2 separate regions of the Homo sapiens genome follow, and region 1 is linked to region 2. Evidence: chromatin contacts called from ENCODE Hi-C or POLR2A ChIA-PET data. All regions are on one chromosome and are shown on one strand. Each heading gives the region's core, a stretch centred on a gene start or an enhancer-like site at or near the end of the contact. The rest is flanking DNA. Distances are from core to core; before and after follow the strand shown.

The links. A loop is a pair of places that touch in the nucleus more often than their neighbours do. ChIA-PET counts read pairs that join two places held with the same protein, here RNA polymerase II (POLR2A).
Region 1: a loop to region 2 is called in a map of endothelial cell of hepatic sinusoid, with 7 times the contacts of the local background. The contact joins two enhancer-like sites. A Hi-C loop is called at or near these places in 1 of 168 maps with a recorded cell type or tissue (endothelial cell of hepatic sinusoid). POLR2A ChIA-PET finds 5 or more read pairs at or near these places in 1 of 52 experiments (K562).

The regions. Positions count from the first base shown.
Region 1 is chr1:230,379,350-230,383,999 of GRCh38, reverse strand. All of the region lies in intron 1 of PGBD5 (piggyBac transposable element derived 5), which reads left to right. Among named protein-coding and RNA genes, the nearest start is that of PGBD5, 45 kb to the left of the region's middle. Within about 2 kb of position 2,685, at least 7 of the 41 ENCODE cell types and tissues checked have a DNase peak (open chromatin) inside an H3K27ac peak, as active enhancers do.
Region 2 is chr1:230,318,838-230,323,520 of GRCh38, reverse strand. It overlaps PGBD5 (piggyBac transposable element derived 5), which reads left to right. Exons shown (of 7, transcript NM_001258311.2): 7 at 1-4,683. The coding sequence ends at 96. Among named protein-coding and RNA genes, the nearest start is that of PGBD5, 110 kb to the left of the region's middle. Within about 2 kb of position 1,250, at least 4 of the 41 ENCODE cell types and tissues checked have a DNase peak (open chromatin) inside an H3K27ac peak, as active enhancers do.

The DNA.
Region 1 (4,650 bases), core at 1,436-3,935, 59 kb before region 2:
TGGGTTCCATCACCACTGTTGCTTATCCCCGAAGTCACAGGGGAGGACCGAGCCTGATCTACTGCCTTCACCTGGGCTTCTCTCACCACTGGCTTCATCTCCTCCTCTACTCACCCTGCCCACCCACACAGCTTTGTCCAAAGGCATCAGCACAGTGTGACTTTTGCTGGAACAGGTTTTGTTTGGGAAGCCAGAAATAGAGGCAAAAGCCAGGCAAAGCTCATGGGGCTCAGGCCCCTTCAGAAGCCACTGGCTCCCAGTGCTGTCTCTGCTGCTCTCCAACTTTGAGGAATTGGGAGTCTCTCGAGAGACTGTGGGGTTGGCATGATGGCTCACACCTGTAATCCCAGCACATTGGAAAGCCAAGGGGATGCGGTGGGGTGGGAGGATCGCTTGAGCCAGGAGTTCAAGACCAGCCTGGGCAACATAGTGAGACCCTATCTCTACAAAAAATACAAAAAATTTTAAAATAAGCCAGGCTTGGTGGTGCACCTATAATCCCAGCTATTTAGGAGGCTGTGGTAAGAGGATCGCCTGAGCCCAGGAGTTTGAGGTTGCAGTGATGCGTGTTTGCACCACTGCACTCCAGCCTGGGTGACAGAGTGAGACTCTCTCAAAAATTAAAAAAAAAATGCTGGGCATGGTGGCCTATAATCCCAGCATTTTGGGAAGCTGAGGTGGGTGGATTGCTTGAGCTCGGTAGTTCGAGACCAGCCCTGGCACCATAGTGAGACCCTGTCTCTACAAAAAAAAATTTTTTTAATTAGCTGGGCATGGTGGTGCATGCTTATGGTCCCAGCTACTCTGGAGGCTGAGGTGGGAGGATTGCTCGAGCCTGTGAGGTCAAGGTTACAGTGAGCCGTGGTTGCTCCACTGCACACTGGCCTGGGTGACAGAGCAAGACCTTGTCTCAAATATTTACATACATACACATGTACATACATACATACATAAAACAGAGACAGCGAGATGGCAGGGAAAATAAATAGCGAGATGGCAGAGAACCATTGCCCGGACAGCTGCCCCACCAAATTCTAGTCAGGGAAAGTTTTAAATAGAGAGCCTGCATCCTTACAATGAAGTAGTAACATCTGACATTTAAAGATCCCTCCTTGAACATTCCTCTTCTCCCCCATCCCATAACCTCTTTTCCTAGGACCCATGCCCCCATTCTTTCTGTAACCTCAAGACAGTATATAAGCTTCTGTTACTCATTGAAATGTTGGGTCTTCATTCTGAAGACTCCCACATATATACATTAAATAAATGTGTATGCTTTTTCTCCTATAAAAATCTAAAGATGCCTGAACACCTTGCACGTGTTTTCATAACAGACTCACCTCCTCTCAGGTGACCAACCACCCTAGTTTACCTAGGATTGCCCTGGTTTCAGAGCTGAAAATCCGGGGCCTAAGGAAACCCCTTTGTTCTGTGTAAACCTAAATAGCTGGTCACCCTATATCCAGTGGATCAGTGAGCCAGTTCCCTGAGATCAGGGGTGGCCAGCATACAAAAGCCAGAGCTTCCCTTGCCCATCATCAGTGTGGCCTGTTCAGTGCAGTTCAGGTGCTCACAGTTGGCCGCTACAGGCCTGGCAGTCAACAGCTCTTCTCCTCACATGACTATGGAAAAGTCCCCATGAGTGGACATTCCTGAAATTCCATCATTAGGATGTCATTCCTTTACAGGACTCTTGTGTCCTGTTAAAAATTAAAATACTTCAAAATGCCCAGGTAGAGGAACAAATCATTAGTGAGTGCTTTCATCAACAACCACAGGCGATTCTGCAGCGAGACACTCAGGGCTGTCTCTGAGCATGTCCGCGCTCCATGGTTGCCTGCTGGGCTCCTGCTGGCCTAGGAACTGCAGTAGGCAGTAACCACGTGGGCTGACAGGGAAGAATTGGGCAGGACTAAAGCTTACAGTACTAACGTCCAACAGTAGTCCACAGTAGAAAGTTAAAACTTTGCATGAGAAAGATGTAAAGTCTTTGAGAATCCAGAGGAAGGAAGCAATTTTTTTTAAAGCTGTGAATGACAAAAGTTTCATGAAAAGGGTTGCAGCTGAGCTAGATTTTGCCATCTCTGTGAGAGTGGATGTAGGATGGGAGAGGGACAGGAGTGGGTACTGTAGCCCGAGGGCACAGCATGCAGTGATCCCAGCATGCTGGGGTGAAGGGAAGAAAGGAAATGAGGGGAGGGGTGGCTCACACTCTGTCCCGGATGCCCAGCTGTGGAGTTGCAAGGGAAGAGAACACAGACGGCGGCTCCGGGAACCCTGGGCGTGGAGGGTGGCTGGGACTTGGACTAGGCACAAAAGGGTCCCCTGCTCATGGAACAAGGAATTCAGCCAAGTTAGCAGTAGGGACACTGATAGGACAGAAGAAAGTAGTGGGTGGTTTTCTCATCCCACTGCTAAGTGCCTGGGCCAGCCAGGGAGTCTGCTCAGGCAGGGATGGGGTAAGCCTAGGCTGGCAGAGGGTCCAGCCTCTGATCAGGGTTGGGGTGCACAACTGGTCCACTGCAGCGTGAGACATCCAGTGGCGGCCCCTGGCCAAGATGCTGAGACTGAGAAGTGCAGCTCCATCACGGCAGGCCATCTGGGAAGGAGGCTGCTCCAGAGTGCAGGCAGCAGCAGCGTGTGCATGTTCCCCAGGGACACCCAGAGAGTAGGCTGGTTGCCTGGGATGCCAGTCTGTTGGTGCCAGGATTATACTATACCTGAGTGTGCTCACAACCTGGCAGCGGGACATGCTGAGAAAGGAAGTGCTCTGGGCTTGGAGACAGAACTTGGGTTCAGTGCTGGCTCTAACTTTATAGTCCAGGTAAATTTCGCAACCTTGTTTGGCTTTCAGTTTCCTTATCTATAACATGGGCAAAACAATAGGTATTTCAGAGGTTCACTGGGAGAAGGGCAGAAGTGTGTGTGACAGCAGGTTTATAAACTGTAAGCACTGTGCACGTGGATGGTGTTTGCCTCATTGTCACTCCTCTCTAGGGAGAACACGGCCGCAGACGGCCACCCACTCCTGAGCGGGGCTCCCAGAGCCATCCGTGTCCACAGGGCCTAGCACTCTGACTCTTCCCTTTACCGTTTCTGGGTTGATTCCAGCCATTGCCATCTCTTGGGCCACTTCAGCTGCTCCTGTCTTTATTCCACTTAAGCTTTCTCTTGACTGTTGAGCCTTTTGGTGGACAGAGCCCTGCACAAGCTGTGATTGAGCCCAAGACACAGGGTCTTGAAAGCAGAGATTGATGCACCTGGTTCTTGAGTACAGGTGTGGGTGCTGACCTGTATAGCTTCCCTCTTCACCAGGTGTGCATTTGCTTACAGGGTTTTCTTTGGAAACCCTAAAGCCATAACCTGGGCTTGGCATGGATAGTACCTTGCATCTCCTTTCTCCTTCCTGCAGATGCACAGATTCTTGGCAGCAAGAGTGAGGGGCTGTTGCTTATGTCCACTTGGAGAGCCGGGAGGGGAAGGAGGTGCTGGTTCTGCCCAAGACGGTAGTGGTGGGTGTCAGTTTCCACCACAAGTGACCAGCCTTTAGGGTGAGCACCTGGAAGGAACCCTGCAGGGCCCCACTTAGGTATGCCCTGCCCAGAGGGCCCAGCACAGGGAGGCAGAGCGCCCTGTGGCTGCCAGTGACACTGGTCTGGCATCTGAATTAGTAACTCACAGTAGGATTAATTTCTCTGTGTAATTAAGTAAAGGAAAATGGCATGAAAGTACTGCCTGTCTCTTCCACACAGGGCTTTGTTTTCTATCCTGTGATTACAAGGGAAGTCCATTTGACTTAATTAACTTAGAAAGTATCTAGCAGACCCATTCATCTGGAGCTGGCCTCCTATCTGCCTTTGGACAGATGCATCACAAACTCCTACCAGGTGTGTGACATTTGCTGCACTCTGGGTCTGCAAATGTAAATAGCACACGGCCCCTGCTCTGTGGAATTGCCTAGCCCTGTCCAGCTCTGCACAGTAGATAAACATGAAATCAGTAATTACAATCCAGTATGCTGAGGGTAGTAATGAAGAAATGAGGTGCAGGAGCCAGACTTCCTGGGTTCAAATCCCGCCACTTGGGCAAGTCCCTGAATCTCTGGCTTCAGTTTTCTTCATCTGTAAAATGGGGATGATGATAAGATTTCAGAGGGGAGGATGCAGATTAAATGAGCCAACATGTGTCAGTGCCTAGAAAAGCACCTCGCACTGTAGAGGACATGGTTGGTAACTGTTGGCTCTGTTTATCAAATCAGAGAGGTGGATCGATCACTACGAGGGTGCAGAGGAAGGAGGAACTACCTCTGGGGTGCCAACAGGCTAGTTGAGCTGGGTATTGAAGTAGGAATGAGTGTGTGGAAGATGACCAGTTAACAATGCAAGAGCAAGGAGGCCTGAAGGGCATTGCATGCTGGTGAACATGAGTATTTTAGTACAGCTGAAACTGAAAAGGTACAGAAAGTGGAGGTAGGCATTGAAGAGCCAATGGGGCATTTCAGTGAGGGGTATGGTATGATGAGAATTGTGTTTTTGAAAGTTAATTCTAATAATGATGGAAACAGAGTCTGATTAGCAGGCTACTACAGTCAGCCTGAAGAGATCCTGAGGGGACCTGGTGGAGAGCCGGCATCCTGGAATGGGCAGATGG
Region 2 (4,683 bases), core at 1-2,500:
GACGCCTACCACGTGAAGAGGTACAGCCGGGCGCAGTTTGGAGAGAGACTCGTCAGAGAGCTGCTGGGCTTGGAGGATGCCTCTCCGACCCACTGATGCTGGGGGCGCAGGACTCGGTCAAGGGAGGGGCAAGAGGAGGAGGAGAGCCTGCCGTTCCAACTTGCCCATCAGAGACCCGGACACGGCCTGGTGTGTGGCTTGCTGCCTGGGAGGGATGCACAGGGCCTCTGGAGGGACAGGATGGACCTGGTCAGAGGACGGTTGCTGTCCTCATTTGCATTCCAAGAAGAGCATGTCCTCCCTCGAGAAACAGTGCCGCCGGTGTGATGAGCACTTACACCCACGTTCTCAAGGGCAGATTCTCTCATGACATCCGTGGAGCTTGCGAGGCAGCGTGGACTGGTGACTGTGAAGGAAGGCCCCCGTGGTAGAATGAGCTGGAGCACGCTCTAAGAGAGATGCCTGCTTCCTAAAGATCTACAGCAATCTGGGACGTGGTTCAAGTTCAAGACTTGAAGGAAGCAAAGACGCCCTGCATGGTTACAATGGCTCAGGTGTCAGGGGAGGCCGGAGGGTTTTCCAGCATTTGCCTCATGCCAGCACCTTTGAACCGGTCTCTTAGAAGAAGACACACATCCTGGGTGTACAGTGGTGAAATGGGGAGTGGGTGCCCATTCTGAAAAACGAGGCATTCCTGCTCATTCCCTCTGCTTAGCTGGTGGGCAGGGGAGAGAGGGAAATGCCAAAAACTTGGAGTGAAGGATGATGCTATTTTTTATTTTTAAATATATCTTCAGGTTATTTTCTTACTGTTGCTTCAGATCTAATGTAAAAGGCAGATGTCCCCTCCTCTCCACCCCCGACGCTGACCCCGGCCTCAGTCACGGCTCTTTGCATGATCACAGTTCTGTGTTCTGGCCTGTGGCAGGGCCGGGAAGGGCCGCTGGCTTCCGAACAGACGTGGTTGCTCTCCACGAGGCGCATGGGGAGCCCGCGGGCCCTAAGCTTTGTCGCAGATGTCATCATTGGCAGAATTACTTGTCTTGAAAAATAAGTAGCATTGCTGAAACACACAACCGAATTCTCTACGATGGCCATTTGCTCATTGTCTTTCCTCTGTGTGTAGTGAGTGACCCTGGCAGTGTTTGCCTGCTCAGAGTGGCCCCTCAGAACAACAGGGCTGGCCTTGGAAAAACCCCAAAACAGGACTGTGGTGACAACTCTGGTCAGGTGTGATTTGACATGAGGGCCGGAGGCGGTTGCTGACGGCAGGACTGGAGAGGCTGCGTGCCCGGCACTGGCAGCGAGGCTCGTGTGTCCCCCAGGCAGATCTGGGCACTTTCCCAACCCAGGTTTATGCGTCTCCAGGGAAGCCTCGGTGCCAGAGTGGTGGGCAGATCTGACCATCCCCACAGACCAGAAACAAGGAATTTCTGGGATTACCCAGTCCCCCTTCAACCCAGTTGATGTAACCACCTCATTTTTTACAAATACAGAATCTATTCTACTCAGGCTATGGGCCTCGTCCTCACTCAGTTATTGCGAGTGTTGCTGTCCGCATGCTCCGGGCCCCACGTGGCTCCTGTGCTCTAGATCATGGTGACTCCCCCGCCCTGTGGTTGGAATCGATGCCACGGATTGCAGGCCAAATTTCAGATCGTGTTTCCAAACACCCTTGCTGTGCCCTTTAATGGGATTGAAAGCACTTTTACCACATGGAGAAATATATTTTTAATTTGTGATGCTTTTCTACAAGGTCCACTATTTCTGAGTTTAATGTGTTTCCAACACTTAAGGAGACTCTAATGAAAGCTGATGAATTTTCTTTTCTGTCCAAACAAGTAAAATAAAAATAAAAGTCTATTTAGATGTTGATTCTCCGTTAATACGTGAATTCGTTTAAAAGGTCAGGGAACAGGCGGGGTGCGGTGGCTCATGCCTGTAATCCCAGCACTTTTGGAGGCTGAAGCGGGCGGATCGCTTGAGTCCAGGAGTTTGAGACCAGCATTGGCAACATGGCGAAAGCCCATTTCTACAAAAAATACAAGAATTAGGTGTGGTGGCACATGCCTGCAGTCCCAGCTACTTGGGAGGCTGAGGTGGGAGGATCTCTTGAGCCACTGCACTCCAGCCTGGGTGACAGAGCCAGACCCTGTATCAAGAAAAAAAACAAGGTGAAGGAACAAAAATACAGGCTACTCTTTTAAATACTTGATTTTTTTTGTTATATAATCTGGTGTGTATGATATTAACTGTTCTTGGTGTCTCAAACCACTGAGCAGTTTAAAAAAGAAATGTTTTTGAGTTTGGCTAATAGAAATACCTCTTGATGTTGCAGTTGTATGAGTGCAGTTGTATTTGAGGTGCCTGTTTCATTGAAGACACTAGCAGGCCTGCCTTCCGGCCTGGTGGTTTTCCCTCTTTTCTTCTAGTTTGTGTCGTGTGTCATTCCAGATGAGCAGGAAGAGGTGCTGTTCTGACAGGCAGTGGGTGGCTGCATTCCCCAGTCATGAGAGAATAATTGTAACATTGTAACACTCTGTTTCTAAAATGGCAGCCACCTGTTGTCTGATACATGATGGGAAAAGGCAGCTGTTGAGCCGGGTCTAGGGGAGGCTTCAGTGGCCACTTCAGGTCTCTGGAGGAATGCTGTTGACTGAGAAGAGTTTCTCTTCTCCATCCAGAAGGACAGAATAGCATGTAGGACGGACTGACAGAACCTCCAGGGACCTGGACCTTGCCTTAGAGATGTGATTCAAAGTGGCTTTTTGGAGTGACTCTAGTTGAAGTGCATCTGGTTCCAGTATCTCCCTGGGTTCAACAGCCCTCAGGTTGATTCTTGATTGGCTTTGGAGTAGCTGGCCATCCCTGGGGATGAGGAAAGAGCATCGTAAGTGGTCTTATGACAGAGGGAGCCAGCATGGCCCTGGCTGAGTATATGGGGCTGGCAAGCACCACTGCACACATGGCAAGTGAGAGCCCATTCCACTCAGATCCAGCCACTAAGCCAAGCCGATCCCCTGAGGGATGTCTCTGCTGCAGGCTCTGGAAAAAAAAGATGGAGCAATGAGCTTCCCAGCCTTATGCAAAACAAAACACCCACAAAAACTTCCAAGCTTCTCCAAAGAGAATCTGCATTTCCCTGCAACTCACAGGGAATTGAACCTGCACTGAGCTTCACGGAGTTTATGAGACCTTCCCATTACTGCAGTTGTGTTGAGCGTCCCGTGAGGTCCTTCTTAGGCAAATTTAACTTCATTGAGTGAATGTCTGTTTCTGTTTGGTGCCTACTTGATCAGGTTCCATATTCGACTTTCATTGTCTTTCCCCACACTCTGCTCCCTAAAGAGCCTCGATTTTGGCCAGGTGCGGTGGCTCACACCTGTAATCCCAGCACTTTGGGAGGCCGAGGCAGGCGGATCACAAGGCCAGGAGATTGAGACCAGCCTGGCCAATATGGTGAAACCCCATCTCTACTAAAAATACAAAAATTAGCTGGGTGTGGTGGTGGACACCTGTAGTCCCAGCTACTCGGGAGGCTAAGCAGGAGAATATCTTGAATCCGGGAAGCAGAGGCTGCAGTGAGCCAAGATCGCACCACTGCACTCCAGCCTGGGTGACAGAGCGAGACTCCAACCCCCACCCCGCCACAAAAAAAAAAAAAAAAAAAAAGCCTCGAGTTTGAACAACGTCTTCCCGTGGTCCATGGGACATTATACTAGGGACATCTTTCAAAAGTCAGGCAAGTCATATGGAAAAGTCTTGGTGGCTGGGTCATTCTGAGCAAACACATCCAGTACTGACTAAATCAGATGAGGCTTGGTCACCAAAATTGAGTTAACTCTGCTGCGTGCAAGAAGCAAGAAGATTGCAGGTCCCCAGGACAGAGCCTGGAAGGTTCTGAATCCTTCCTGTGTGGCCCGTGTGTCACCATCCTCCCCAGGGACCCAGGCTCAGCCCCCCCAACAGTGAGGGGGGGTCACCAAGCATCAGGCTGAGAGGAAGCAGGGCAAACCCGGGAGGGCCATGGGGCCTTGCAACTACGCAAGCCTCACACATTCTCCTCCAGTCTGCATTCATGGCAAAAAAAAAACATTTCCCCACTTGCCTGGGATTGGGGCGAGAACAAGTCAACGACACTGATGGGGGAGAAAGGTGACCTTGGGTGTGGTACCTCCCAGATCTGTCTCCTGCATCCTCGCAGGTGCTGTGTTTGAAAGGTATGACAGCGGTGGCTAACAGGCAGGCACACTTCCAGGCGGCTTGGGGTGGCCCTTCTGCCCCAGAGCCTTACTCCTCACAGGGATCCCTGTGGGTTAGGCATGGACTGTCACCACGCCCAGATGGAGTGGTGCAATGGTTCGCCCAGGTAAGCAGACCCGGGTTTGCCTGACGCAGGAGGCCGCGTCCTAACTGCTGTGGGCACTGGCTGTCCTGATTCATCACGAGGACGGGGGATTTTATCCCTGACTTACCTGACAACTTTGTGGGGGATTTTCTCCTTTCCATATCCAATCCTCTCTGCTGATCCGAATACTGAAAACAATCATTATGAGATCCGGGACATCACCCTCCCCCTGGGTCCTTTTCTTGTCCTAGATGGAGATGGGTGTTTTGGAGCTTAACAACTACTGAAGCTGAAGTTAGCCTGGTAGGGAGCCACTATTCTGGGGGGCATTTGGA